Linked DNA regions of Mus musculus: region 2 is linked to region 1. Evidence: chromatin loops called from intact Hi-C (ENCODE). Cell type or tissue: left cerebral cortex. All regions are shown on one strand. Each heading gives the region's core, and the rest is flanking DNA. Links, peaks and the distances in the headings are about the cores only. Region 1 has its middle 29 kb from the start of Zfp706. Region 2 overlaps Gm41297 (a long non-coding RNA gene).

Region 1 (15,231 bases), core at 6,879-11,878:
TAACACCATGTTAGAAACAAGTGGTCATTAGCCAAGGGGCCTCGCAGGGTGAATGTCTGTCCATCTGTCCATAAGCACAGAATGAAGGTCTATGGCAGTCAGCAGAGCAGGGAGGAGCAGTGGGCGGTATAAACAGGGTCTGGGGGGATTTCCATCCTTTATATGAAGAAGTCTGGACTACATAGCTTATGCTATTAAAGTGGAGTCATCTGGTCAGATTTAGGTGTCTTTAGTCGGTTGACAAAACCAAAGTGGACAGTACTGGCAACAGAGAGGTTTAGTGGGCTTAATAGTCACCAGGCAAGAGATAATATGACCCCCAAACTAAACAAAGGACCAAGTGATGGAGGCAGCTGTTTTGAGAACTTTGAGGGGCTCCCAGAAGCCAGGCTTGGGGCACAGAGCTGTAATCCCAGCACTGGGGAGGCAGACCCCAGTTAGAGGCCAGCCTGAAAGATATAATAAGGTTATCTATCACCTTAGAAACATAACCTGGGAGAGGTAAGATTTCAGGGATTCGTGGGTGATGAGATTGATTGACTGGCTGATTGATTATAGCTGCTAGGGAGCTGACTATGGCCATCAAGCATTATAGAAAATATAGAAGAAAAAGCCGATATGGGGCTCGGGGCTCTTGCTGTGTCTGTCAAGCGACACACACCTCCACCTCTACAACATTCTAACTACAGACACCAAGAAGTGAGGCCATGAGCCACGCCGGGAACAAAATTGTTCCTGGAGACTCAAGTCTCCAATGAGCTGCTGCTCGGCCTGAACATCGGTTGTTCAGGGTTTCCCTCAGTTCTGGGAACCACCTTGCAATTCGCCCTCCTCTTTCCATGAGTGACACAAGGCCAGTGAGCTAGTGGAGAAATGAAGAGTTCAACTTTGGAACTGGTGATTTCTGGGCCCGTGTGACACCCCTCTGACGACCATGGGCCCATGTGACATTCCTCTGACGACCAGCAGCTCCAGCAAGTACGAACCAGAGTGGAAAAAAAAAAGTCTGAGCTGAAGTCATCATCAGCCTGTGAACTGCAGTTGAATCACACAGACAGGGTGTGGGAGTGGGGATGGTACCCCAGGAAAGCAAGAACATGTGATTCCAGAAGCAATGGCTTAAACAGTCAGAACAGGGTGAGAACCTTTAATCAAAGCCAAGGTAATCGGTTAGGGGGTGAACAGTGAATAGTTGATGGTTGATGACCTTCAGGGCAGCGTCACCTTGACAGTAAGACAGAGCCAGGCTGTGGGGCTGTGGAGCACATGGGAAGCACAGTGGGGAAGACCTGGGAGCTTTCAATGAGAGATGGAAGAAGCCAGTAACAGTAAGCAGGGGTCCTCAAAAGATCTGTGTCAGGGATGCCAGCTAAGACTAGCCTCACTCCACAGGCCTGCACTAAAATTTGCTGTCCTTGAGTTTGGAAGCAGACAGGATTGTAGTGTGAAGATAATTCCAAATGCACCCTGTGTTAGCTTTTCTTCCTGTTTGTGACTAAACACCTGACGGTAGCAGGGGGAGGACACATCTTGATTCACAGTTTCAGGGAACACAGCTAATCATGTCAGGGAAGGTAGAGAGCCTACACCGGAAAGACCCTGGTGAAGGCTCCTCACATCCTGATGGGGACAGCAAGTAGAGAAGAATACTGTGATCAGGGCCAGGGCCAGGTGACCTACCACAAAGGCCTGACCCAGTCCCTCAATCTGCTGGCTGCCCCACAGCCTCCTGGTATACCACCAGTGGGGACCAGGATCCCAACACATGAGACCGGAGAACATTTAAACCGTAACAGCTCTCACCATTCTTTCTCGAAAAGTTTAGATTGTTAGAAATTGGCCTCTGGCAGACATATCTTTGTGGTGGTATAACTAAGAGGCTGAGGGGCTGAGGGGAATTTGGAAGCTTGAGACAGTGTACTGATTGCTAGAAAGCATGTCAGCTCTTCCACCTTTTCTTCTTCTTCTTCTTCTTCTTCTTCTTCTTCTTCTTCTTCTTCTTCTTCTTCTTCTTCTTCTTCTTCTTCTTCTTCTTCTTCTTCTTTTTCTCCTCCTCCTCTTCCTCCTCCTCCTCCTCCTCCTCCTCTCCCTCCTCCTCCTCCTCCTCTTCTCCTCCTCTTCTTCTCCTCCTCCTCTTCCTCCTCCTCCTCCTGCCTCTCATCCCAGGCCCTACCTTCCTGCTTCCCACTGCTCTCCTGGATGTTCTCCTGGGTAACATCATCTCTTGACTGGCAAGGCCTATGGGGCAAAGACATGTCCTACAAGAGAGTTTAAGGGCTATGTGATAGAGACCAAGGGCCAGGAGGGTCAGACCCAACACCTAAGCCACCTGCATGGCCACTTAACCTTACTAAGGTTGGTTTCCTCCTCTATAAAGTGGGGAAAAAGAGGCAATCTGCCCAACCACACACAGCAGTGCAAATAATGATAAAGGCCATAGACTCAGAGTCTGGCACATACTAAGTGCTGAGGGAGAAGAAAAGAGCAGCCATTATGCCAACATTTGGAACGCTCCTGCCTTCCAGACGGGAAGGCCTTAGACATACAGGAGCATGCCGCAGAGGACTCTCTTCATAATCTCTCCCTCCCCTGGGGATGCGCAGGATGGCTTCATAAGAACACCCAGCCATGGCTCTATTCTTTGGACAAAGCCCTGAGTGGCCAGTGGCAGTTAGAGGTCTCAGCTCTCCTGACTTGGAAATTGCTCAGGGGGAGAAACACTACCATTTAACAGCTATCAAGTATTGTTCTTGGGTGGGACACAAAGCGACAGCATCCTCCTCCAAAGGGAATTGTGTTTACTCTTGCATGAAACATTTCAAATCAGAGCACACATAATAAACCCCGGGAACAGTTGCGTTTTAAGAACAGAGTAAATACCTTTGATGGACTCAGAGCAGGGAAAACAAGCTGCATCATTTTAGAAATTGGTTTTCTACTGAATTTGAACATAGATGAAAACGAAGATGGTGCTGGGGGCAGGGAACACACCGAGCACCTTCTCTTGCACAGAACATGCTTTGCAGGGGAATTACTGGGCTCTGCTCCCTGAGCCTGGGAGAGGTGGTGATGGCCGCTACAACAAGGGAGCTCCATGGACTCAGCTCCCAGAATCCCCAGGCTAGCCAGGCCAGCGTCCTCCCGCATCTGCAGCCTGTCCCCAGCTGTCCCATGTGAGGTGCATCTGGGTGACTCTCCTGCTCTCACAGTAGGCACTGCCACACCCTGTTTCATTGTCTCTTCATGCCGAGTCACATTGCTTGCGGGCTGTTCTCAGTCTGCATCTGAAAGGCTAACCATGACCTTCCCTCCTCTTCCCTCTAACTGCACGGTCAGTTTTCTTTATCACTTTCAGATATGGAGAGGCCTGACTGTCAGAATAATCCAATCTTTAATCATTCATTTTTCCCTTTACATACAGACCTGAGTCCCCAGCAGCATGTACTCAACCACGACAAACAACCGGCTTGTCCCTGGCCTCCCTCCTCAGGTGGCCTCCTCCTCTTCCTGTGCAGGTTGTCAACTCTTCCTGACTATCATTCTGTTCTTCCCAGCACAACAGCTTTAACTGGGCAGAGAGCTATCCTGGGTGACCATATCTCCTAGACTAATTTGGTCTGGGTGTGGCCATGTGACAAAGTCGCTGCCAGGACAAGAAGGGAAGCCATAGGCTCAGCTTTGCGGTTATGCCCTGACCTAGAGTAGTGATGTGCCCTTCTTTCTGATAGAGACAAGGCGAGGACTGGAGCCTGGGAGTGAATGCCTCACGCTGAGGACCAGTCGTTTGCCTTAACTGTAGAAAGAAGATGAGCTGCTGAGGGGCCACAGGGCAGTCCTGAGATGGTTGAGTGTGGTGGGGCAAGCCTGTGGGATAGCTTAGCAGGTAAGTTCATCCGCTAACAGTCTTGCCAACTTGAGTTTGATACCTTGGACTTATGTGTAGAGGAGACAACCTCTACAAATTGTCCTTTGACCTCCACAGGCACATCATGGCAGGCTTGCACATACACACAAATGGCTTTCTTTTCTTTTCTTTTCTTTTCTTTTCTTTTCTTTTCTTTTCTTTTCTTTTCTTTTCTTTTCTTTTTCAAATAGACAAAATGAATGACTGGATGGAATGCAGCTGAACAGACTGTCTCAGCACACCTCCTGTTTTTCATGCCTGTAATTCCAGCACTTGAGAAAGAGAGACAGGGGTACCAGGAATTCCAGGCTAGACTCTGCTACATTAAGACCCTGTTTCGCAAAGCTCCGTAGCTTGAACTCTGTTCCTAGAGTTAGGCATGCACCTCATCTCCACTAATGACGACCCCAGGCATTCTGAAAGCACCTTGCCAGCCAGGCTGAGCCTTTCCACCGTGGACTCTCCAGAGCCCTAGTGACAGCCTATGGCCTGCCTTGCTCTGTGGTGCTGCAGCTGTCTGTACATGTGTCTTATCTGTTCTTTGTTACTTGAAGCAGTACAGGGCCCAAACTTTACTTGCTGTGTCATATTACACAGCAGTACATAGTATATTCAGTAAGCGAGCTAATGGGTGGTTCCTCATTGCATACATGCTAAGTTATAATAAAACGAGGGCTCTTCACAGGTGGCTAAATAACTACTCAAAGATGGCAAGAGATCAGGGCTGGGGAGGCAGCTTAGAGGGAAGCTCTGGCTTGTGAGATAAGAGATCACTTGGAGGCTGGAGGGTGAGGGGGTCAAGCTGATGGGTTACTGGGGTTTTCTCCTGTTCAAAATACATTTGCATCAGCAGTCCCCAGGGAAACCTGGTCAATATGCATGCTGTGGCCATGGAGCACGTGGGAAGCCAAAATAAACAAAAACTGGGTAAGAAACTCCACCCAGGAACCACTGAGATCTGCACAGTCAAGAACGATGGATGGAAATTAAATATTAACTGACAGTTTCTGATTATCGGTCCAAAAATAGGCAAAAGGAAATAACAAAAGCACTGTCTTAGTTAAAGATATTAGAAAAAGGATTAAGGGTTTTATTTGACTGGGAGCCTAGCATGAGTCGAGAATAAGATGCAATGGTTCAAAATTTCCAGTTCAGTTCTGAGATGGGCAAATCTACCTGCAAGCTATTTACAGGGGTGCCTGGTTAGTGCTGGGTGTTGTGTGGGAAGGGGGATCAAAGTGCAGCCCCCGTCTTAGGCAGCTTCTACACACATGGCCTAAGCTCTACCTGTGGCAAAAAGCACAGAGCATTTGGTGCTGTGAGAGCTAAATCATGCTGGGTGGTTGTGACACATGCCTTCAATCCCAGCATTGGGGGTAGGGGTAGGGGTAGGGGTAGGGGTAGGGGTAGGGGTAGGGGTAGGGGTAGGGGTAGGGGTAGAGGTAGGGGCAGAGGAAGGCAGATCTCTGAGGCCAGCCTGGTCTACAGAGCGGGCTCCAGGACAGCCAGTTTCTACACAGAGAAACTCTGTCTTGAAAATCAAATCAAATCAAAACAAACAAAAAACCCAAATAAACCAAAAGAAGTAAATCATAAGGAAGCCTGTCACGGCGCAGACTGGGAGTGGCTGGGTCTGACCTGAGGGACTGTGGAGAGGCTCGAGGCTGTGGAAGGTAAGTACAGTGGTGTGGACTCTGGAGTCCCAGTGCTGGCCTGACACTGCAGTTTACGTGAGAGGGAGCAACACAAGTTTTCTAGCCAAAGAAATGCAGAACAGTTGTGCTCTCTGGCCAGGGTGGAGTGATGCAGGCCCTTAGATGGTCTTGTTCAGTATCATGTTTTTAAGAGAAATTGGAACTAATGCTAAAGGATACAGCTAAGCTTTTGAGGGTGGTGGGGTACAGCAGAACCAGAATCTAGGATGATACCAAGAGGCCCAGAAGTGAAGTGAACCGAGAATGACAGACTCACTATCAATCACTGTTGCAGTGAAGACACAGAGAATGACAGACTCACTGTCAATCACTGCTGCAGTGAGGACAGAGAGAATGACAGACTCACTGTCAATCACTGTTGTAGTGAGACACAGAGAATGACAGACTCACTGTCAATCACTGTTGCAGTGAGGACAGAGAATGACAGACTCATTATCACTGTTGCAGTGAGGACAGAGAATGACAGACTCCCTGTCACTGTTGCAATGAGGACAGAGAGAATGACAGACTCACTGTCACTATTGCAGTGAGGACAGAGAATGACAGACTCCCTGTCACTGTTGCAGTGAGGACAGAGAGAATGGCAGACTCACTATCAATCACTGTTGCAGTGAAGACACAGAGAATGACAGACTCATTATCATTGTTGCAATGAGGACAGAGAATGACAGACTCACTGTCACTGTTGCAGTGAGGACAGAGAATGACAGACTCACTGTCACTATTGCAGTGAGGACAGAGAATGACAGACTCACTGTCACTGTTGCAGTGAGGACAGAGAATGACAGACTCACTGTCACTGTTGCAGTGAGGACAGAGAATGACAGACTCACTGTCACTATTGCAGTGAGGACAGAGAATGACAGACTCATTATCACTGTTGCAGTGAGGACACAGAGAATGACAGACTCACTGTCACTATTGCAGTGAGGACAGAGAATGACAGACTCATTATCAATCACTGTTGCAGTGAAGACACAGAGAATGACAGACTCATTATCAATCACTGTTGCAGTGAGGACACAGAGAATGACAGACTCACTGTCACTATTGCAGTGAGGACAGAGAATGACAGACTCATTATCAATCACTGTTGCAGTGAGGACAGAGAATGACAGACTCCCTGTCACTGTTGCAGTGAGGACAAAGAATGACAGACTCACTATCAATCACTGTTGCAGTGAGGACACAGAGAATGACAGACTCACTGTCAGTATTGCAGTGAGGACAGAGAATGACAGACTCATTATCAATCACTGTTGCAGTGAGGACAGTGACCTAGAGAGATTCAATGCAAGAACAGAAGAGTCAAGTAGAAGACAATAAGCAGAAGGTCAACACTGGGACAACAGGGGAGTTTGTGAACTAAAGGGAAGGAGACTGAGATAGGAGGATCATTGTTAGTTCAGGACCAGCCTGAGCTACAACAGTGAGTTTGAAGCAAGCTTGAGTTATACAGTGAGACTCTCTCTCTAAACAACAGTAGCAACAATAACAGGAAAGGAAGGAAGGGAGGGAGGGAGGGAGGGAGGGAGGAAGGAAGGAAGGAAGGAAGGAAGGAAGGAAGGAAGGAAGGAAGAAGACTTTGGGGTGACCTTGCATATTTGGAGGGCTCTGTTGCTACCTCCTAGTGATCTTCAGCAGGAATTGTCTTTAGTAGAAGACGGCACTGCTGAGTGACAGCAATTTGAATCTGTGAGGGGAGATGGGCCAGATGACTTGGGGCAGTGAATCAGTTGAATATAGTTCAGGAGTTGGAGTCACACGGACCTGGGTCATCTCCCCAGCTGTTACCAACTGTGTGGACAAGTTGCCTCACACAGACACACCAAAGAGGGCTGAGCTTCAAGGATCCCACGTAAAGTTAAAATCCCTTGGTCCTGAGAGTGTGGGTTCTGTGCATAGCAGGAAGGGATGAAGAGAGAAGAGGGTCATGCTGTTTGGAGTTGGCTCCTGTACTGTTGGCGATCAAGTATCAACAGCCAGCTTGCTTGTCACGCCCCACGACAGCAAGGAATGATGGAACAGAGCTGACATACACACAAAAGCGCTCTCCTGTGTGGGTAGGAGTGGGAAGTAGTCCCCCTCAGCTGATATCACTAATTTTTAAAGAAAGCCATATGAGCTCGAGAGTTGAGGAGGAGTGTGGGAGCTGAGTCAGCTGCACTCAGTTCACATTAGAAATGACAGTCTCAAAGTTTCCTAGAGACTTTAAAACTTGTACTTTGTCTCCAGAGAGCTCATCTAGAGCCACGAGGAAACATGTTTGGGAGATTCGGCCATACTCTCATTCCAGTGCGTTTTTGAAGCAAACTGTACATTTTGCTATTCTGAATAAAAAACAATCCCCAAGCAATAGTGCAAGCTGAGAGTCACACATGTGACAACAGGCTATTTCTTTCTTTTCTTTTTTTTTTTTTTTTGGTTTTTCAAGACAGGGTTTCTCTGTGTAGCCCTGGCTGTCCTGGAACTCACTCTGTAGACCAGGATGGCCTCGAACTTATTTCTTATATATAAAAAAATGAGACCAACCAAACAACAGCCAGTTATTATCCCAGGAGATACTCTTTCTCCTTTTCAAGTATAGAGTATTGCATGTAAACACCCAGAATTTCCATTAGAAAGGAAATAATCAGGTTTCTGAAAGGATATATATATATATATATATATATATATGTTATTTTATCTTTCTATTATTGTTTTGTATATATTGGTGTTTTGTCTGCATGCATGTCTATATGTCATGTGCATGCCTGGTGCCTGTGGAAGCCAGAAGAGAGTGTCCCTTGGAACTGGAGTTAATGAAGATTGTGAACCACCTTGTGTGTCCTGGGAGTTCAGCTGGGTCTTCAGGAAGAGCAGAGTTCGTAACTGCTAGGCTACCTCTCTAGCTCCCTGTTCTTTAAGCTTTATGCATTATTTTTTCAGTGCTGGGGAACAAACCCAGGCTTAGCACATGCTGAGCAAAGCACTTCACCGTGGAGCTCCAGCCTGCAAATGTCTGGTTCTCAGGTAGTGCACCAGTATAGCTTTCCTCTCTTGTGTCAGACTCAAAGTGACCCTCCAAAGCTCCAGGTAGAAAAATTTAAGTCAGCAGAATGATGGACGTCGCTTATGCCCTCCTGACCACACACCAAAGCAGGAAAGGGCAAACCTGACTGAGGGTTAGAACTGTGGAAGCCAGAGCAATGGCAGCGACCTTGGACCATAGCAAGAGGATAGCATGTAGCACACTGTTACTGTTGAAATGTTATATCCATCTTTAACCTTAGGCAATACTTGAAAATATTCTCTGACACACTTATCCATCCACTAATTATTATCATCAGTCAAATGGGGGTGTCATGGCTTATTTCATAGTAGGGTGGGTGTGAGGCTGAGAAGAGAAGCTAAGTGTGACAAGCCGTTGCTGGTGCTTGTGTTCTGCTCCCGTGGGTCTGTGGGGCAGCTCCTGGCCGTCTTCAGACCCTGGGTCTAATACACAGACAGAGCTTCAGCAAAAAAGCTGAGAGTGGGGTTTGGTGTGAAACGGCAGTGAGGGAGGAAATCTGCTTGGCTGATCCCCACTGCGACAAAAGCGCACCCTATTTCTTGGCACAGACCTCCCACTTGAACTAATTAAAGTTCCACACAGGTGGAAAAGAATCCTGCCTTGAGATCCGCCATGTGGACATAGAGATGGAACCGTTGGCTCCCCCACCCCACACCCCTTTCTTCTTTCTGTTAACAGAAAGCAGCGTTCTGTTTCCAAAAGCAAAGCGAGGGAAGGGAATGTATGTGGGTTTGCTTGAATGCTAGGAGAAGAGGGAGGAGTGGCTGACTCTAGAAGGGTAAGACAAACGCCCAGGAGACAACGGAAAAACGTTCTGGTGACAAGTGACGCGTGCAACGACAAGAAAGCAGACGGTGCTCATACAGAAGAGGCACACAGAAAAAAAAAAAAAAACAGATTTCTTTTCTAAATAGCTTTGCATCGACACCCACTCCCTCCCTTACCTTTGCGACCAGCTCTTCACCTACGACCCCATAGGCAGGTCGTGCAATATGCTAATGAGGCCACAGGGAGTAGGCGGGGCAGAAGCCGGTGCTCCTGGCCACCTAGCGGGAGAGCAGCCCACCACCAGCTTGAGGGATGCAGAGAGCCAGACTTTGTGTGGGTGGAGCCACCTGAGGCCTGAAACTACACTTTTGGTAAGAGAAAGACGATTCCCTGCTTGGATCACCCACTGCCTTGCCTCCTCTGGAATTCCCTGCAGGAATATTCTGGAGAGACTGTTAATTGTGCCCTGGAGTCTGTTCTTTCCCCCTCTCCATAGCGTTTTTTTACAGGATACCTCATAGTGACATTTTCTAGATTTCCTTTTCGTTGGGGTGGGGGAGGGGCAGCGGGCATGAGTGCTTCCTCTTAGGCGGACCCTCCTCCCTTATTCCTCTTTCCTGGCTTGGATCAAGATGCAGCTGCTATGGGTATCTGGACTCTGCCCATGAGGGCTACTCCTCAGAGATGCAGCAGTAAGGCATGAACTGGATTCCTAGTCATCACCAGGGCCCTGGAGTAGGGCCTGGCGTGCAGCCTATTACTCTATCAACCTAAGAAGAGTCGGTTGTCATATTGTTGCCAAGATGTTGGTTTTGCTTCATGCGGCTGAGCCTATAGTCCAAAATATAGACCTTAAGGGGCTAAACGGACCGCTCAGAGGTTAAGAACACTGTCTGCTCTTCAGAGAACTTCAGTTTGATCTCCAGTACCTGAACAACTGCTCACAACTGTAACTCCAGTCCAGGGAATCTAATTCCTTTTTCTGGCCTCCTCGGACACCAGACACACACGTGGTACATGTAGGCAAAACACCCATACACAGAACAAAAATCAGATAGAACTTTTGAAAATCGTCTTATGGTAAATAATTTCTATCTGGAGAGCAAATTTATCTTTGTCTACAACTAACTGACCTGGGAACAATGAAAAGGAATGAAGTTCTATGCTAGATTATCTCAAAAAATAATAATTTCAGAAAAAAACAATGCGATTAGATATGTATCTAGTGAGTAGAGATAAAAATGCCCCCACAGTCAGTCTCCAGCTTCATCTATAGAATCTGCTGTCTCTCTGGCCAATCTGAAGTTGGTGAACTTGACCAGCACGGTTTCAGAACACAGAAGCTGTGTGTGCACAGTGAGCAGGGACCACAGCTGTCCATGGTCTGCTTCAGATCTTGTGACCAGTTAAAGCTGGAAAATCACAGCCAAGGGAGTCCAGGAAACCAGCAAGCCGATGCAGAGTGCCGTGTATTATTTCCTAGCTGTGGGGAGGGGGAAAGGTTTGGAAAGGAATCGTGAGGAGTAGCTGTAGTGGCTGATCCACACCCCAGCATACATTCCTCCCTGGCTAGAGGACAGCACCACTCTGAAAAGATCCACTGTTAAAATTCACTCTCATAAATACAGAGGTCACAGCAACAGCTTGAATGCGTCTCAGAACCAGGCAGGGGGAGCCCCAAGGAGGGCTAACCTCTCTCACTCCAGTGCCAGTGGGATTTGGGGAAGGCTGGCCAAGCAGTTGTGAATTTGCCTAAACAGGATCAATTGAGTTTAGCTCACTCCATCAGATCAGGCAACACTGTTTGGAGGCTCTGGGACAGATGTTAGGACTAGGTAGGAACGGCCTGTTTTTCCTTCTTAAAGTTTCATTCATAAACATTGTTCTTTGTTGCTGTCTTAGCATGCATCCAGGCTGACCTTTAGTCACGTGTTCTTAGGTGGCCTCAAACTTCCGACCCTCCTGTTTCTATCTTCTGGATGCTAGAATGGACAGGAATATACCACCATGTCCAATTACAAACTGCATGCTTAAACTATGCATTTTGTAATTTTTTTTTCAGGAAAGAACTCCTCCAATCTAGTGTGTTACGTTCATTACTCAGTTCCTTTCAGACTCTTCGCTCTCATTTTCCCTAAGCTTTAAAAACATGCAGGTATTCATATAGATCAAAAAATATTTCCAGTTCCCTAACATGATTCCAGGGCCTGGAGACACAAACACATTGTGCACATCTTCTAGGCAGGATGCTCTTTCAAACACATTTGTTCCACCTTTTGTAATTTTGAGAACAAGGTATTTGATGGAGAAGCAGAAAGGGTTACTTGTTCATGTGGAAAAAAAATGGATGTCACATAGGAAAGAGCTTTCAAAAAATGCTACACTTAAAATAATGATTCTCAACTATGGCTACACTGAACCACCTGGAAAGCTTAAAGCAACAGCAGCCAACCACGCCTAGGCCTCAGTAAAGTGACTTAAGTGGTCTGCAGTAAGCTCAGGTATTTGTAGTTTTAATTATTCTCCAGGTGACTCTAGCACGCAGAGCTGAAAATCCACATACCTTGGCATTAGGAAAATATCTGCGGGGGATAGGGTAGGCACACTGGGGATTTAACCCAGGTCCTTGGCATATGCCCTAACTGAGCTATATCCCAGCTCCTAGGTTTTTGGAAGCTTACCTCTACAGAAATCATGTCTGTGTTTGTCACATAAGGTAAGTGCAGCCAAGCTTTAACAAGATGTTCAAGCTGTAGTTCGTATACTCACGGAATCTTAGGCAGCAAGATGCTGTAGCCCAGTGTCGCTAAACTGTATTTTTAAATAGAATCAAATATTTTTGCAGTGCAGAGTCCTGAAGCCACCCCTCTCCCATCCTTGAGTACTCTAAATTGAATACAAAAGGCAGTACGTGACCCAGAATCTGTCCTCTTAGCACCTGGGCAGCCTGTCTGATCACACCGTTAGAGAGGGGTACACTACCCAGCACCTCTCTCTCTCATGCCCCGGCTGCTTTCCTCTTCCACTGGTCATGTGACTGACTAGGACAGAACTGACATTTAAGGTCCCCATCCCTCTTATACCAAATTCACTTTTGCTTTCTGACCATGGAATCACCTACAGCTTTTACAGTCTCCAGTCTAACCTCACTGAAACGGGTTTCTTCATCCAGGAGTCTCCATGTGACCTCAGAATGAGCTCTAGGGCAGCCAAGGGTCCTGCTAGTGCCCAAACATTGTCCTTGCTTTTCTGACTGTTACCACGCCACCTTCCCCGGACAATCTGCATGTCTGTCTATAAGAAATGGGTGAGAGTTAGGTCTGGATAGCATACCTGACTGTTTTCATCTCTCCCTCAAATATGAAATCAGTTAAGAACTTTATCAAATGTACTTTGAGTAGGCAGAACAATCTAGCAAAGGCCCAAAGGGGACAGTACAGTGTTCTATATGTTATCATGACCTATAGCTGCTGGGCAGGCCTGTGGTCCCCGCTTGAACTGCTCCACTATGGTATCAAGTTCTGATTTACCTCCACTGTTGCTCAGACAGTTGTTGGGGATTGCTTTTGGACGGTCTCTGCTTCTCTGTGGCCCTCCAGACCAGAGCTCTAGTGTGCTAGCAGGAGCCTGGTTTCAGGGATACACTTTGTACGTCCACTTCTGTTGGTAACCGTGGAAACGTCTCCTGTTTCCCACTCTGCTCACCCTTCTTCCCCACTGTTCTCCCATGCAAACGAGGGGACTCTTCAGTTGCTTCTCCAGGCTTCTCCAGGCACACCAAGGCTGTGCCTGGCATGGACTGTTTGGTTTAAAGTCTTCCTGGAAAGGTTCTCAATGGCTAACCAGCACATTCTTCCAGGCCTCCCTCAGTGAACTTTGAACTTTGATCCTTGCGAACAACCCATCACCTTGCTCTACCATTTGTCAGGAGGCAAGCAAGAACCTGGGAAACCTTTACAAAATTAATGACAATTGATTTTTTGACCTCTGACATTTTGTGCTGACACCCAGGCTTTCTGCCCGTGACCAGGAAGTCTGACATGGCAGTACACAGTGCTACTGGTTCTCAGAAAGCCCTTGATCCCTGCTTCAGTCTTACTGTCCCCCAAGGCCCTTGCCCTTCTAGAGGTTCCTGTTGTCCTTAGCTGTGGTAGGAAACGCCTCTTCTCCGATATGGCAGGGAGGCGGCTCTTCCATTCTTCTGCCTACAGCGGCCCTGGCTCCAGCTTCAGGGCTGGGTCAGAGGCACACTCAGGACCATGCTCTGGCCCTCTCTTGCCCTCCGGAAGCGAGTCCTGAGCAGACACTAGCTTTTGTGCTGCCTTTCTGTTCTCCAGACAACCTCTTCAGTTCTTTCAGCACGGCATTCTCACAGAGGCTTGTACATGACGGTCTGCCTTCCTACACTGTTTCTTCTACGTCCCACTAAGGTAGCTTCTACCCCCATGCCTCTGTCTGACAGGCACAGTGAGACTTCTTCCCTTAGTCAACCTCATCAGACCTTCTGGGACCCACACCCTCTTCTACTCTGTGTCTTCCTCTGCCTCAGTTCTAAATGCTGGCCTCTTCTTCACTTACAACCTTTTTCTATATTTCAGCAATACCATAGCTGAACTGATGCTAGTAGGTATTGACGACTTTGAATTTATGGCTCCACCCAAACTCTCCCCTGGAGTCAAGTATGTCTCTAGGTGTTGTACTTCAAGTACATGTTGTGTGATGCTGCCACTTGGCTGACTGATGTCCCATCAGGATTCTTGTTCGCACCCCTTCCTGGCCAAGACATCTCCCATCTTCTGTTATTTTTGCAGAGTGTCACCGCCCACACATTGATCTGAGGCAATGTTACCTCCTTTTCGCTCACAGAAGACCTGCTCTCAACAGGTCCAGTAGATCCTAAGGATGACTTCCCACCATCTTTTGGTTTGCTCATCGTCATTAGATAGCTCCCAATCTACTTCTCATGCCCCGTGCCTTCCAGTTGACCCTCCACATCACAGGCAGAGCATTCCTCTCCAATCAGAAGTCAGACCATCTCACTCCCCTGCGTAGGGTGGTTCTATTAGACACTTAAAGTCCAAACTCCTGGCTACTCCATGCTAGCCCTTGTTCTCTTTATTCTGGATCTGGAGGCATGCGAAGCCCAGGTTATCCCAAGGAAGGGATCTGATGAGTCACCTACTTTAGAGCTGACCACACCTGGCTGACAGCACCCTCTGGTCAACATAGTAGACTCTGAGCTGCATGGGGGGCCAGAGATGGGTACCTAGGAGATCAGTTCTGACAGTGGTCCAGAAAGGGATGCAGACAAGAATTTCTGGCCACTCCTAGCCAGCAACTTAGCACAGCAGGCTCCCTAGTGTGGCAGGCTCCCTAGTATGCAAGCTCCTCCCACCAACATGCAGAAAGCAGCCCACAGAACTGTGTTGTTGTCTGGCCTTTCCTGCTCAGTCCTCCTTCACAGGTGAGGGCAGCACCTGGCCTTTCCTGCTCCCTCTGCCTCCATCTTTCTTAGGGTTGCCCCTTACACTTCAGTTTTACTATCAGCTTCCCAGGGGCAACATTAGGAGCTGGACTTTTTTCTTCCTGGGCATAAAACCAGGATCTCAGAAATGCCAGGCAAGCCTGTGTATGCTGCTGGGCTCCAGCCTGAGCAACAAAGACTACTGGCACTGTAAATCATGGCCTGTAAAAATACATAAAAAGCCATCTGCTTAGTCCTCACACCACTTCCAGACATGCTCTTCCACTGGAGGACTGAACACACAAAATAACAAATACTAAAAACTAAA
Region 2 (15,231 bases), core at 5,584-10,583, 260 kb before region 1:
ATGATACGCCTAACATTCCTCGTACAATTGCAAATGCATTTGTAAATTTACAATGGGGCAACGTCCCTTGGGAACATTCTTTTAGTGTCTCAACTTAAATACCAATTGATATTAAAGAAATTGGAAGAAAGATAAATGTATTCGTTAGCAAAATAAGACAGAAGCATTTATATTACTTTATAATCCTTGTTTCTACAACTGGTTACATGGCCTTAATTGGTATTTATAACTACCTTCCTCTACTACCCATTTTGTATTTCCTTTCTAAGTTTGCTATGCTTGTTCAAACTTCTCTTCATAAGACTTAACCAGAGAACAAAGTCTTTGCTGGGCTTTTTTGAAACTTCCTTTGTCAATGCAATTAATCTGAGTCTCTTCACCTTAGCCTCAGGCAGACTTTCCAGAAAAGGGCAAAAAGTAGCCACGTTCTTCACCTAAATACCACAAAAACAGTCTTTATGCCACATTCTGGAATTCTTCTCCTTTAAAATCTCTTGGGCCAGGTCAATACAGTTCAAATTACTCCCAGCAACAAAGTCTTCCATATTCCTACTAGGATGACCCATTAAGCCCCATTTAAAGCATTCCACTGCTTTCCAAATCCAAAGTCTCAAAATCCACATTCTTTCAAATAAAAGCATGATCAGGCCTATCACAGCAATACCCCATTCCTGGTACCAACTTCTATCTTAGGGTTTTACTGTTGTGAACAGACACCATGACCAAGGCAAGTCTTATTAAAAAAAAAAAAAAAAAACCCAACATTTAATTGGGGCTGGCTTACAGGTTCAGAAGTTCAGTCCATTATCATCAAGGTGGGAGTATGGCAGTAACCAGGCAGGCATGGCACAGGCAGAACTGAGAGTTCTATGTCTTCATCCAATGGCTGCTAGTGGAAGATTGACTTCCAGGCAACTGGGGTGAGGGTCTTAAGCCCACACCCACAGGTCACACCTATTCCAACAAGGCCATACCTCCAAATGGTGCCACTCTTTGGTCCAAGAATATACAAACCATGACAACATGAAAATCCAGTTTTCCAACCTTTTCTGGACTGAATACTTGTGAGCCCCAAATGATTATACAAAAATTCTACTTCCAAAAGGGATAGCATTAAAGATGGGGCATGGGAGAGCTCCTTAGGGTCAGACAGGGTTGTGAGGACCTCACAACAGGATTACCATCATCCTAAGAAGAGATGCAGAGGCATCTCTGTCCTTACTATGTAGCATCAGAGGGGGAATTGCTGAGCCCTCTGCAGGGCAGGGAGGGAGTTCACTGCAAGCAGACAGGGCCCTGGCCCTGGCTTCAGACTTCTAGACTCTACAACTGGAAGACATAGTTTCTGATGTTTAAGCCACCTGGCCCATGGCACTTTGTTATGGCAACTAGATCAGATTACTATAATACGCAGCCACTGGGGAGGCTAAGCAGAGCGTGACTGTGAGTATCATACCCTGCTGCTGGGTGCTGGGTTTTAGGGAGGCTCAGAGTCACCTCTCTGGGGGTGGAAAAATGCAGCTTGAGATGCGGGAAGGCCAGAGTCCTGACTTCCAGACTTCTAGTTGCTGCTGGAGAACCACACAAGAAGTCAGGAACAAAGAGTTGGGGGTCCCCTGGTCTGTGACATGGCCGGGGGCCATGGTGGTTCTCAGACTCTCGAACATCCAGATGCCTATGGAAGTCATAGAAGATCTGAGATCAGAAGAGGCCTGCGAGCTGAGGATTAGCCCAGGCCGGGGGGGGGGGGGGGGAGGGTTGGAGGGGGCACACGAGGTGCTCTGTCCGGCTTAGCTCGGCTTGACTGTCCTTTGGTGACTGTCCTTAGCCTGGTGATGGCTGTCTGGAAGGGCAGAGAGACCTTCTGTGGGAGACCTAAGCTGCAGCTCAGTAGTCGAAGGCTTTCTCCATGCTTCTCAGACAGGTTCCTGATGAAATAGACAGCCCTTGGTTCTAAATTGTCCTGGTTGTTCATCGTGGAAAGTGGATGCGCACCAACCTCTCAGGGTGGACCAGAGATTAAATACCTTCGCAGGGAGGAATGTCTGGGAATGGAAGCTTATTAGCTAAACTCTCAGGGCCTCTAGATACCTCATTAACGTGGAGAACTCCCTTCTGGGCCTATGTGACCACAGGTCACGTTTCCTCATGTGGGAAGGGTGGTACGTGTTCCAGCAGGGAGGCTGCTACTGTCTCAGGCGTGTACCCTGGGTATCTGGAAACTCAGACCCGCTCTACCCACTAGGCTTCCTGCTGTGGTTTACTGTCCCACAGCTTCTGAGCCTTCCTCCTCCTGCCTCCAACCCCCACCCCACACAGTCTTTCTTGTTCCATAGCTCCTCTTCAAGAGAATGGGTGTTCAAAGCCCACTGGGTTGATAATGAGGCTTGCTGGCATAGCTGAGAGGGTGGGTGGGTAAGACAGGTGATACCCATCCCCTTGTCAATGCCAAGAACATGTGGTAGGGGCTGAAGAGCTGGCTCTGCAGTTAAGAACTCTTTGACTGTTCTTCTAGAAGTCCTGGGTTCAAGTCAAAGCACCCACATGGCAGCTCACAACTACTCATGATTTCACTTCCAGGGAATCCATACTTGCAGGCAAAATACTCATTCATATAAGTAAAAATAAATTTTGAAAAAAATGTGCCGGGCATGGTGGTGCACGCCTTTAATCCCAGCACTTGGGAGGCAGAGGCAGGTGGATTTCTGAGTTCGAGGCCAGCCTGGTCTACAAAGTGAGTTCCAGGACAGCCAGGGCTACAGAGAAACCCTGTCTGGGAAAAAAAAAATGTGCTGTGACTGGTGACTGGTGACAAGCGTAGTTGCTTTCTAGGGTCCTGTTCTTGTAGCATCCACTGTGGGCTTCCTCTGCCCTCCAAGGCACTGCTCACACTTCCTGGTTTGATTAACCCAGGGTAGCACATGAGTTTGTATAAATTCTACTTACAGTTTTATAAACTAGCCATTTGAGACTGCCATCTGTTCTGACTAATGTACAAGTTATACAAGTGTTTCTCTGTTGCACCTTCACCCTCTCCTCCTCTCCCCTCCCCTCCCCTCCTCCCCCTCTTCCTCGTTCCCCTTCTCTCCTCTCCTTCCCCTCCTATGGGGGACAGTCATGGAGAATGGTTCTTTTCCTCAAAGTGTCTTGAGTCATAGTTATTATCATTATAATTATTATTTTCAAGACAGGGTTTCTGTGTGGTCCCTGCTGTGTTCGAAACCTTTTCTGTAGACCAGGCTGGTTTGGAACTCAGAGATCCACCTCTACTGCCTCCTGAGTGCCAGGATCAGAGGTGTGCTCGATTCTTCCCAGCTTTGAGTCATATTTAAAAGACTCTGTTTTCCCTAGTGACTAAGTAGCAGGTATGTTCATCCACAAATGTAAGCACTAAAAATAACATGTTTACCATAGTTTTCATCCAATTTAGTTCTAATTTGCATATTCATTCTCTCCCCTCCCCCGGTAAAACGGAGGTATGTTTGGGATTTATTCTCTCAAACACACCCTCCCATTCTATGACTGAACAATGGAAAGCATTTCTGGTTTCAGGGCTCAGTGATGGGGATCCAGCTGGCCAGGGGGTTCCTTTGGGTGTGGATGAGGATCTACATCATAAGTGCACTACACACATATGGGCACACACATGGGCACACACATGCACACATACTCATGTACACACGTACACATATTCCTACATATGTGCGCACAGCACATTCATGCACATACATGCACGTATACACACGTGTACACATGTACACACATGTATGCACAAATGCATACACATACATAGTGCTGCTGGAACTGTAACCTGACCTGGTGTCTTCAGAATACAGTATCAGAGTGTAACAAGGTTGAACAGTTTGTAATGCCTGCACTTCTCTGACTCTGTGTTATACACTTTCCCAAAGTTCATTACACACACACACACACACACACACACACACACACACTTTGCACATTTAGTTTATGTCTTCAATTCTTATGATTCCTAAAAGTTCAACTCTATCGAAACTCAAAAGCCATTGAAAGATGCGTTGCTGTGGTCCTTTTTCTGGTTTTCAGTAACAGGCCCCACCCAGTCTTCTGACTGAGGCAGGAGAAACAAAACAGGAAACAGCACTGTGTGTGGAGGAGACAACCACGCTCAGGTTTAAAGAATATTCTCGGGCCCACGGACATGTTAATCAGCGGCAGTCAATATGAAATTGGGACAGATCTAATAGCATCGAAACAGTCGTGCATCTGGGTTCGCGAACGCGAAAAGGAGGCTCGCATAAATACAGTCACCACATTGGAATTTCTCAGTTACACACCATGTAAAGGGCGGGACTTCCTTTATTAAGGATATGACCTCTAAAAGTTAAAAACAGGGACTCCCCCTTTTTTCTCTCAACATAGTTTAACCCGGAGGCTCTGGGTCTAGTTATGTACAAAGTGTCACATTTAGAACATAAAAGAATAATTTTTCGAGCGGATTTGCAAGAGCTGCACATACAATTTTCTACCGCTAGATGGCTCTGAACCTCACAGTGGCGCAGTAATGATATTTGTGCCTATTTATAGATACAGATCGCAGACCCTTCTGTTAGTTTCATAATCCTCTTACGTAATGCTGGCTTACCAGGGACGGTTAATTACCACTCTGGAGATGGGCAGAAGGACCCTTAGGACACGATGTCCCTAGCACTGGACTGGAAGTTCTTAAAGGGTCTGTCCTTGGGTGACCAAGCAGAACTCCAAAACTCTGGAATTTGTCCCCAGAGAAACCGGAGAGGCCAGAGAGGCCAGGTGAAGGATAAAAACAAAGAGCAGCTGCCTGAAGCACGTGACCAGCTGGATGCTGGTGGCTGAGGCCAAGTCAGCCTGTTCTTGGGTCTGGAACCGGCAGAGAGCTAATGCTCTAAGAAGCTTTCTCCTAGCAGCCGCACCTGCCCACAGCCCTCTTCAGAGGCCTGTTCTAGTCACATCTGCCCACCCCTAGGGACTCAAGGACCAGCAAAGCCATGCTAGTGTTCCTGACCAGAGAGCTGCACCAGTCTGCTTCCTATGGGCATTTTCCTAAGGGCACCAACTATTCTTTGTCTGTGAGGCCCACATAGAACTATGGCCAACAGTTTGCACACAGTAGGTACATATTCAGTGTCTGGTGGAAACAAGGGGTTTGACAGGAAGGGTCAGAAAGGCTGATGAAGTAATTGCTTATAAGTTTCTGAATCTTTTTTTTTTTAAATTTATTTACATTTCAAGTGTTATCCCTTTACCCAGTTTTCCTCCCCTTCCAGAAAACCCCTATTTCATACCCTCTCCCCCTGCTTCTATGAGGGTGTTCCTCTCTCCACCCACCCACCCACTCCCGCCTCCCCGCCCTCAATTCCCCTACACTGAGGCATCTATTAAGTTTTCAGAGAACCAAGGACCTCCCCTCCCATTGATGCATGACAAGGCCATCCTCTGCTATATATGCCGCAGGAGCCATGTGTACTCCTTTGTTGGTGGCTTAGTCCCTGAGAGCTCTGGGGAGTCTGGTTGGTTGATATTGTTGTTCTTCCTATGGGGTTGCAAACCCCTTCAACTCCTTCAGTTCTTTCTCTAACTCCTCCACTGGGGACCCCCCCCCCCCCCGCACTCAGTGCTAAGGTTGGCTTCGAGCATCTGCCTCTGTATTTGTCAGGCTCTGGCAGAGCCTCTCAGGACACAGCTGTATCAGGCTCCTGTCAGCAAGCATTTCTTAGCATCCACAATAGTGTCGGAGTTGGTGACTGTATCTGGGATAGATCCCCAGGTGTGGCAGTCACTGGATGGCCTTTCCTTCAGTCTCTGCTCCTCACTTTCTCTCCATATTTGCTCCCGTGAGTGTTTTGTTCCTCTTTCTAAGAAGGACCAAAGGACCCACACTTAGGTCTTCCTTCTTCTTGATCTTCATGTGGTCTGTGAATTGTATCTTGAGTATTTGGAGCTTTTGGGCTAATATCCACTTATCAGTGAGTGCATACCACGTGTGTTCTTTTGTGATTGGGTTACCTCACTCAGGATGATATTTTCTAGTTCCATCCATTTGTCTAAGAATTTCGTGAATTCATTTTTTTTTTTAATAGCTGAGTAGTTCTCCATTGTGTAAATGTACCACATTTTCTGTATCCGTTCCTCTGTTGAAGGACATCTGGGTTCTTTCCAGCTCCTGGCTATTATAAATAAGACTGCTATGAAAGGGTCAGAAAGGCCGAAAAAGTAATCACTTGTAAGTTCACATTCTCATTAAGTCTTTCCCACTGCAGCGGGAGGGCTAAGAATCTGAACGCTCATTAAAATAGTCTGGATTCAATCAGTGGCTACTAGCTGTGTGACCCCGGGCCAGAGATGTCATCTTTCCACATCTTAAATCCGGTTCCTGTAAAATGGCAACAATATTAAAACTTACTTCATGGATTAGGCTCAAAGATGAAGTAAGTTGGTATTATAGTGTGCTAAATAGGGCTCCCAGGACAGAGTAGGCACCAGCGGGACCCAGTGAGAATGCTGTGAGCGGGCCCCATGCAGGCCCTTGGGTCTCTTGACACCCTCAGTGAGATTTCCTTCCCAGAGTTAGCAAGGGGGTGAGGAAGCAGGAAGCTGCCATGCACATTAAGTACAGTTGTCCCCATCGTGGCTAGGTCAAGCCTCACGCAGGCTGTGTTTGGGTCAGGAAATTGATATGGTACAGTGAGCAGCTTCAACTTTGACCGCCATGGTGGTGTCTGGGTGAACCATGTACAGGTTTGCTTCCACTCACCATGCCCCCAGAGCAGCGGTTCTCAGCCTGTGGACTAAGACCCCTTTGGGGGTCCGACGATCCTTCCACAGAGGTCTCATATCAGATATACCACATGTCAGATATTTACATTGTGATTTGTAATGTAAATATGAATAACTGTAGCAAGTTACAGTTATAAAGTAGTAACAAAAATAACTTTATGGTTGGGGGTCACCACAACATGAGGAATTGTATTAAAAGGGTCATAGCGTTAGAAAGATTGTGAACCACTGACCCAGATAATACAGAATAACAAGCTCTTACATAGTGTGCACAATGTATTGGGGGTTGTAAATGATCTAGAGATTACGTAAAGCAGACATACATGATATACATATCCCCAGCCTTCTGACACTGCAACACAATCTTGTTTACAAAGTTCATGGACACATGACATGAAAACAAGTATCACACACACGTGCATACACATGCACACACACATGCCTGCACACACACCACACACATGTACACACCGGTATACATACTATACATGCACACACACACACACACACCACAGTCTCCTGATCTCGGTTTTGTGATGTGCTGTTTTCACAGCTGTACTGGCCTCGGAGAGGACATACCTGCAGACATTCTAGGTTTGATTTACTTGATGTTTCATTCCTGAAATCAAATCCTTGAAACACCGACCTAAAGGGGAAAGGTCATTCTGGCTCACGACCTCCGAAGTTTCTGGCCATGACCAGCTGGTTCCATGATTTGAGCTTGAGTGGACTTTCATGCTGCTGCTGGGACGGCTAAGGTAAAGCAGCCCTCCTGACAAACAGGAAGAAGAAAGAATGACAGCCAGGAACCAGGAAGAAGACAGGAAATCCCATAGCCTGACAACTAGTTAAGTCTCCATCACTTCCCAATAATGTCAGTTATGACTCCATTTGTGAAACCACAGCCCTCATAACCTGACCACTTCCTCAAAACGGTCACTGGTGACAAGCCATCAGCACTCACACATCCAGAATGCATCAAGTTCAGATAACAGCAAGGCCATGCTCAAATACTGCATCACCTGATAAAGAGGAACTAGAGCATTCCTGCATTTTGAAATGTGAAGGATCCAACAGCTCAAATACAGAAGGAAGGACAATGATGCTGGACACCTGTTGTAGAAAACATTTTTTTAAATATTTTATATGTGACTACACTGTTGCTGTCTTGGACACACCAGAAGAGGGCATCGGATCCCATTATAGATAGTTGTGAGCCACCATGAGGTTGCTGGGAATTGAACTCAGGACCTCTGGAAGAGCAGTTAGTGCTCTTAAGCCATCTCTCCAGCCCTGTAGAAAACATTTCATCTCAATCTGGGATCATTCAGTTCCCAGATTAAAAAAACACACACTTTTGCTATTTACAATAAGTCTTAATCAGCACTGGAGCTGGACAGACATCTACCCTCTATGCTTCATCTGGGCCGCTCTTAACTCCGATTGGCCAGCCCCTGTGGCCATGCTTTCCTGACTCCTAGCCCACGGGGTCTTTCTGCTCTCTCCACCTTCTCTCTTTCTCCTCGTGGTCTCATCCGACTCCAAGTTTGGGAACACCAAGCCCCACCTATCTCAATTCTGTCCTGCAAGCATCTTTTTTTTTTTTCCTTTTTTAAAGATTTATTTATATATAAGTACACTGTAGCTGTCTTCAGACACTCCAGAAGAGGGAGTCAGATCTTGTTATGGATGGTTGTGAGCCACCATGTGGTTGCTGGGATTTGAACTCCGGACCTTCGGAAGAGCAGTCGGGTGCTCTTACCCACTGAGCCATCTCACCAGCCCGGCTGTAGGCATCTTTATTCAGCAATCAGAAATAACTTAGGGGCAGGGTCACATAGCATCACTCAGGTCTATGTGGGGACTCTCTCCTCTCTGGAGCAACCAGGTCTTGGGAGCCTACACTTAGCACTACAATACATAACAAAGTACCAAACTCAACAGGCATCTACCTTCTCCTTAACTCTTTGAGTTTGTATAACTTTATACACCTTTTTAGCTTGGTGTAGTGGCACATACCTTTAGTCTCAGGACTCGGGAGGCAAAGGCAAGCAGATTTCTGAGTTCGAGGCCAGCCTGGTCTACAGAGTGAATTCTAGGACAGCCAGGGCTACACAGAGGAACCCTGATGGTTAGCTGGGGCTGAAGAAGCAGTCATGATTCAAGACACCAGAACTGCTAGAGTGAAACCGTTGCTTTGTTAGGGTGTTGGATACTGGTTGACTGAAAGCCAGTCCTGCCTAGATTGCTCTTGATTTTAGAAGGTCGCTGCAAGAGAACTGGGTAGAAAGAGCCTTGGTGAGGGGAACCCTAGTGAGGAGGAACGTTCCTTCTGTGTACTCGGGGTTATTTGAGGGCCTGCTTTAGGTAAACACTGCAATGTCTGCTGACTTATAAGTCAAAGTTTATACTTGATTTCAAAGTTGTGGATAAGATACTGTCAACTTAAAAATCACAGCTCTCATTTTAAACAGAATAAGAGATCGTTTATTCTGGAGCCATTTTGAGTGACCGTGGCCTGGGAACTCAGATTTAGGTTACCTCAAATTTCGGGTTCTGATTTTAGAAGCAGTTTCTCAGGGTTCTTTCTTATAGCTTTACAGAACAAAGGAAGTCAAGGCATGTTTAAAATACACTGGTGGGTACACCAGAGAGTCAGGGACACTGAGCTGGGAAAGCTTTTCTACATCTGAAATGTTATCTGATGACATTCTTAGCTCTTGGATTGGTGGAAACTAGTGTTCTGCTTAAGTTAATAGCTTCTAAGAGATTTTTATTTATTATAACAAGGTGTGAGTTTAGATACAGGGTAGGGCAAGGGATGGCAGTTCCAGAAACTAAGATTAGCCCCAGATAAAGTAATGAACCTACAAAATTTGAATCTCCACAGCACTTAGCTTCCAATTGCTCTGTAGTGTCTGCAGACACAGACTCCTCCCAGGAGATTTTTTCACAACTTCTCTTGAAGAATTTTCATTCACAACATTAACTAGACCGCCCAGGTTCGAGTACAAGCCATTGATGCACCTCTCCTCAAATGCAGACACCTCTATGCCCAGAGTATCTAACCCAGGGGAGAAAGGACAGCCTTTTTCCTGAGGCCCTGCCTGAGGCTGAGGTCTTGGAGGCTGGGAGTGGGGCTTCTGACAGGTGTGGCTGCTCTCACATCGCCATGCATTCTCCCAAACGAATGCATTCTTAAGCATCACGCCTTCTCTCTTGCCTCTCTGGAGCCAGATCACAGCCTGATTTCAGAAACTATGTGGGGAACAGGTTCTTGAAAGCTAAGAAGATTTACACCTCTAAGAGAAATCCAGATGTTTCACATGGAACCTCATCTGCAGGGCTCAGGGGCTCTTTGCCGTTAGCAGACACAGGATGCCCCTTTAGCCCTCCCAGCACTCTCGTGACACAAGAGGCCCTTATTCCCAGCATGTCTACTAGTGGTGACACCGGGTGATTGGCAGGTCAAGGCAGAGAGTGCTTGCACCAATCTGCAGAGCTGGGAATCCACGGGTATGACAATTTTGAAGATTCCCTTTATCTACTGACACAGAGTGGTATTGTCAGCAACTCTGAGGCATAGCAAAGGCATTGTGTGGGGAACTGGAGTCAGCAGTCGGAGGCCTGTGGCCTCTGCTGTCTGTCTTCTAGCTCCAGCTTTTGCTGACCTGACCAGCCCCAGGCTCAGAGGGGGCATTGATGGCCCCAGTGCTGATTCCAGTCTAGCTGGTAGTGACAGCTTAGCAACATTGGAACAATGCCATGCTCCAGAGGCCCCTGAGTCGTTCATAGGACAGGCAGCAGTGGAAGTCAAAGTGTAGTCCCTTAGCAGAGGTAGCCTCTAAGCTGAGAATGTCAAATTCCAGTCCAGCAGACTCAGAGGCTGGTAGGATGTGGCCTGGCTATGAACCTCCCTTCCCCCAGGGGAATGCAGGTTGCTCAGTGGGAAAAAAAAAAAAGATTAATTTTTAAAAGTCATGTGGTCTCTTCCACTAAGAAGTTCCAAACATAAAGGTGATCAACAATCCCAGCATGCTCATGGCGTTTCATCCTCATTTCTCAATGGCTGTTTGCAGGGGCAGTACTGTGCACATAGCATGGTCGATGTGATCCCTGTGGGTTCAAGGCCAACACAGCCATACAACTATGCAGCTTTGGGCAGTCGCTCAAGCTTCAGGCTCTGTTTTCCCATGTGTAAAGCAAGGCTATTAATAATAACAGCTGCCCACCTTATAGGATCTTATTAATAATCGAGGGAGCTGTAGCGTGCTAAGGGTAACAGCCCGTGGTCATTTTGTAGATGCTATCTGAATATTAAACAAGATCAGAGGATGATCGTGTCTAGGAGGGACTACATTCCCCTAGAACGACCTACAGGCTGCAGTTCAACTAACCCAACAATGGCCAGCTGTTAATAGAAAGACCAGGAATCTAGTAGTTGCTCAGTCCCACGAGGCTATTTCAGCTGTGACTTCAGTATAAGCTAGAACCCCCAAAGAAGTTGGCTCCAATGGATGTGCTGGCAAAGTCGAGTGAGTGCAAGCAGGTGAAGTACAAACAGCCCCTTCCTTCTTCTTTGTCTATATATATGCCTCCAGAAGGTATGGATTAAAGGTGTGCCTCAAGATCTGGATGAAATGTGTGTGTCAATTCTGATTTAAAAGCATGTGTCATCCCACTTCAAGATCTGGATCAAAGATACATTGTCTTCCAGCCTCAAGATCCAGATCACAGGTGTCCCCCATTTCTTGATTGTCGTTCATTCCAGATATAGTCAAGTTGACAACCAAGAATAGCCATCACACACAGAAAGTGATGTGGCATGGGGTGGTAGACTGTGAGAGGAAGCCTAGTAAGGTCGAAAAACTAAGGCCCTGGGAAACTTGAAGGGATGGTAGGAGTTTCGCCTGCTCCCAGCACTGGGCTCCTGTCACATAGCCACAGCCCCCCACAGAGGGAGTTGTGGCCATCAGTCACATAGGGGCAGTGCCCATAAGTCCCTTCTCTTGTAGATGAGGCATCTCAGGCCGAGCCAGTAGGAAGCACCTGCTGTCAGACCCACCCACCCCAAACTGTATATAAGCTCCTATCCAGAAGGAATAGAGTTGTGTGAGAATGACTCCATCATCTGAGAGCATCCGTCACAAGAGCTGTAGCACTGCCTGGGAAGAGAACGCTCTCCCGAAGCTTTTGAGAGCAGAAGCTCCCCTGCTCTCTGCTCGCCAGCCAGCTTGGCGGGTGTAGACAGCACAGTAACAGTAGCAGCACTAGAAGGCGGGTGGAGTCATTTCCCCCTCCCTGCTCATACCCCTACCCCTTCACTTGAACCCTCCCGCCAGGCCAAGGCAAACGCCTCCACAGATAGGGTCTCCGCAGATAGGTTAGGGTGGGGGGTTGGAGGAGGGTCATCCAAGGAAATCCTGAGAAGAGAGTCTCTTGTCTTCAGCTCCTGCCTCGAAATGTGACCAGAAGCCCAGACTAATATGAGTGAGTACTCAGCCTCAGGCTTAAACCTGCATGGCTGTGAACCAAGTATATCTCTTTTTAGTTTGTAAATGGTTTCTTTTAAGTGTGCTTGGTAATGACTCGAGAATGCCGAGTAAGGGTCTGAGTAGGAATGAGGAAGGATCAGGGTTAACAGCAGGCAAGGCTGATGGGAAACTCTTTCCCTTCAGCCCAAGCTGCTTTCCTGAGCCTGAGTAAGGTCTCCTGCTTTCCTGAGCCTTGCTTTCCTTTTCAAACACCTCCCTCCCAGCTTGAGTTAATCCGAAAGTAACAACAATGGAAGTAAGGCTTCCATTTGCAGTATTCAGCCATCTTGTCTCATGCCCTAAAGCATTCAGAGAAAAGCCAGCTCTAGGTTTGGTGCAGCGTCGGTCCATCAGGGACCCAGAACATATCCATCTTCTTGCTACCCTGTCATCACAAGATGGCTGTCACACTGCTCCACCATATGTTAAGGCAGGGAGAAAGGAAGCAAGGAAAAAGCCAACATAACCTCCCCCACTCCTTAATCCAGGGAGGAGGTTTTCTTAAAATTCTCCCTAGTAGACTCAGCAGCATAGTTCAAGATACTTAGCCAGCAGCCTGGTGTGGACCCTGGATAATCAGGACAGCTCATACACTAGTTGCATCATGGAGAGAAGTCTTAGAGCCGCTCCTCTGGTCTGATGTCACCTTGTATGTGGTGGATTGTAGGAAGCTGGAGGGGAGCCAGCAGAGGGGGAGGGCAGTGTTTGTCACTGGACACAAACGTGTTTTGGAGTTGTTACAACGAGTGTGCCACTGTAGTGTGTTCTAGCTCTGCATCAGCCCCCACTTCTGTCTCTATTCTACAGGCTTTGAGCAAAATGGTGTATGCCACCCTCAAAATATGAGGAATAGCTGAAGAAACCTGTATTCTGCATCTTCATCTGCCAACCTCTGGAGACCACTGACCTATAAACTCCATAAACTCCGGCTTTCCCAGACTGTCCCATGCTGGACTCATGAGCACCTTGACACAAGTCTTTGGGCTTCACTCTGTGGGGAGCCGCACTCACATTTGCCATTATAAGATGGCGCTGACAGCTGTGTTCTAAGTAGTAAATAATCTGCACATGTGCAGGGGCAGTTTTCCCGCCATGTGCTCTGCCTTTTTTGTGATGACAACTGGGCCAATGGGCTGCAGCCAATCAGGGAGCGACACGTCCTAGGCGGAGGATAATTCTCCTTAAAAGGGACGGGGTTCTGGCACTCTTTCTCTTCGCCTCTTCGTCTCTTCGTTTCTTCTTCTCTTCATCTCTTCGCCTCTTCGTCTTTTCCTCTGCTCTCTTCCTCTGCTCTCTGCCTCTCTCCCTCTCTGCCCCTCTCTCTGCCTCTCTCTCTGCGTCTCTCTGTGTCTCTCTCTCTCTCTCTTCCTCTCTGCCTCTCTCTGCCGCGCTCTTCCTCTCTTGCTCCTGAGTAAGCAATAAAGCTTTGCCGCAGAAGATTCTGGTTTGTTGCGTCTTTCCTGGCCGGTTGCGAACGCGTGTAAGATCACTCCTCTAGCAACATTCAGCTAATGGAACATCCCCATGTTTTGTGTAGCTCCTCTGAGCTCAGCACAAAATGGAGAATTCCCTTTTTCTAGCAGGGCTTCCACTTCTCTGACTACCCCCCCATCCTCTACCTGAGGAAGGTAATGGGGTCCTTGGCAAACCTACAAATTCCTCTCCCTACACCCCATAAGAACCTGCCCAGCAAATACCTGGGATTCCTGGAGAGCTTTTCCACACAAAAGAGGCGTTCCCAGTTCACTGAGCTCCAGCCAGTCATCAACATTCACCCTGAAAACTCCTCTCCACTCTCCAAAGTTCATATACAGCCCTTGTCCACCCAAATAAAGTAAGTGAGCACCAGCTATTTCACTGAAGACCATCTAAGAGCCACTTCATTGGGAGTCATCTAAAAGAGCTGTAAGACTAAAATCGCCAGAGAAGGCCTTCCTTGGTGAAGCCCTCCACCCCATGCCCACATGTGAGTTCAGCTGGACTGAGAGCCAGTCCCAACCTGTTCCAGACTCCACTTCATCCTTCAAGCCTGGTGCCTGGACACCCTGAGGGAGGAAACAGAGGACAGAGAAGCACTTCTGGCACCCAACGCGGCCCACAGCTGGAGGAAGCTAACATACACCTGGGAGGATGCTGGTACTTGATGGGCTGGGCTATGTCACAAGAGGGTGTGGTACAGACCTTTGATGGGCTGGGCTATGTCACAAGGGAGTGTGGTACAAATGCTTGCCATATAATGCTTTGCTATTGCTCTCCTGGTTGGGTCACCAATCTTTAGACACTTAAATTGTCTAAATGTAAAGAGAATTAATGTCACTACAGGCTGCTAAAGAGCAGAAGTTACTGTTGGCATGACCTGGCAATAGCCAGGTATGCCTGGCTCACTCTAAAAGGGTCTGCATGTCTCTTCCTCGCTGTCTGATCCTCTTTCTTACTACCTGCCCCTTCTCCCGCTCCCCCCTTCCTCTCCCCATGTGTTCCTGGCCTGCTTCTCCCTCTCCTCTCCCCACCTCCCGCCTTTCTCTGCCTCCCACCTTCCCCATGCCCTAAATAAACTCCATACCATGCCTCAGGGGGAGGGGATGCCTCAGCGGGGGCCTGTGGAGGCAGCCCTTCCACCTCACCCACCATACAGCGCCTCTACCAACACGGGTGCTGTGCCTGGGATTTAGAAACTCACAGGTTGCATGAGCTCATATTTCCGTGCTGCCACATGGACTTTGCAGCCATGGGATGGATCTCTTGCTAGACCTCTCCACCCAAGCACTGGAGAATTGGTAAAGCTCCCTACTCTCACTGGTCAGCATAAACGCCCTCTGGTCCCAAGGGAGGGCTGTTGAGCTTGCAGCCACCCCGTGGTGTCCTGGTCTTCTTACTGATGCTTCGTTCTCGGACCTCTACC

What was found. Peaks named below come from ENCODE experiments on the same cell type or tissue, not always from the same donor. Only the 100,000 strongest peaks of a DNase experiment are listed, where the experiment ranks them.
Region 2: a loop joins it to region 1, with 2.1 times the contacts of the local background. A loop is called at or near these places in 2 of 42 quality-filtered maps.

The regions. Positions count from the first base shown.
Region 1 is chr15:36,970,296-36,985,526 of GRCm38, forward strand. No RefSeq gene overlaps it. Among named protein-coding and RNA genes, the nearest start is that of Zfp706, 29 kb to the right of the region's middle. In left cerebral cortex, for the core only: a CTCF peak has its summit at 9,725; DNase peaks (open chromatin) are centred at 7,730, 9,445 and 9,742; H3K4me3 peaks cover 1,213 bases; H3K27ac peaks cover 2,860 bases.
Region 2 is chr15:36,711,733-36,726,963 of GRCm38, forward strand. Gm41297 (a long non-coding RNA gene) reads right to left here. Exons shown (of 3, transcript XR_875152.2): 2 at 7,375-7,567; 3 at 6,150-6,391. It overlaps A830021M18Rik (a long non-coding RNA gene), which reads left to right and starts at 14,513. Exons shown (of 3, transcript XR_875150.3): 1 at 14,513-15,231. In left cerebral cortex, for the core only: a CTCF peak has its summit at 7,966 (motif pointing right); a DNase peak (open chromatin) is centred at 10,347.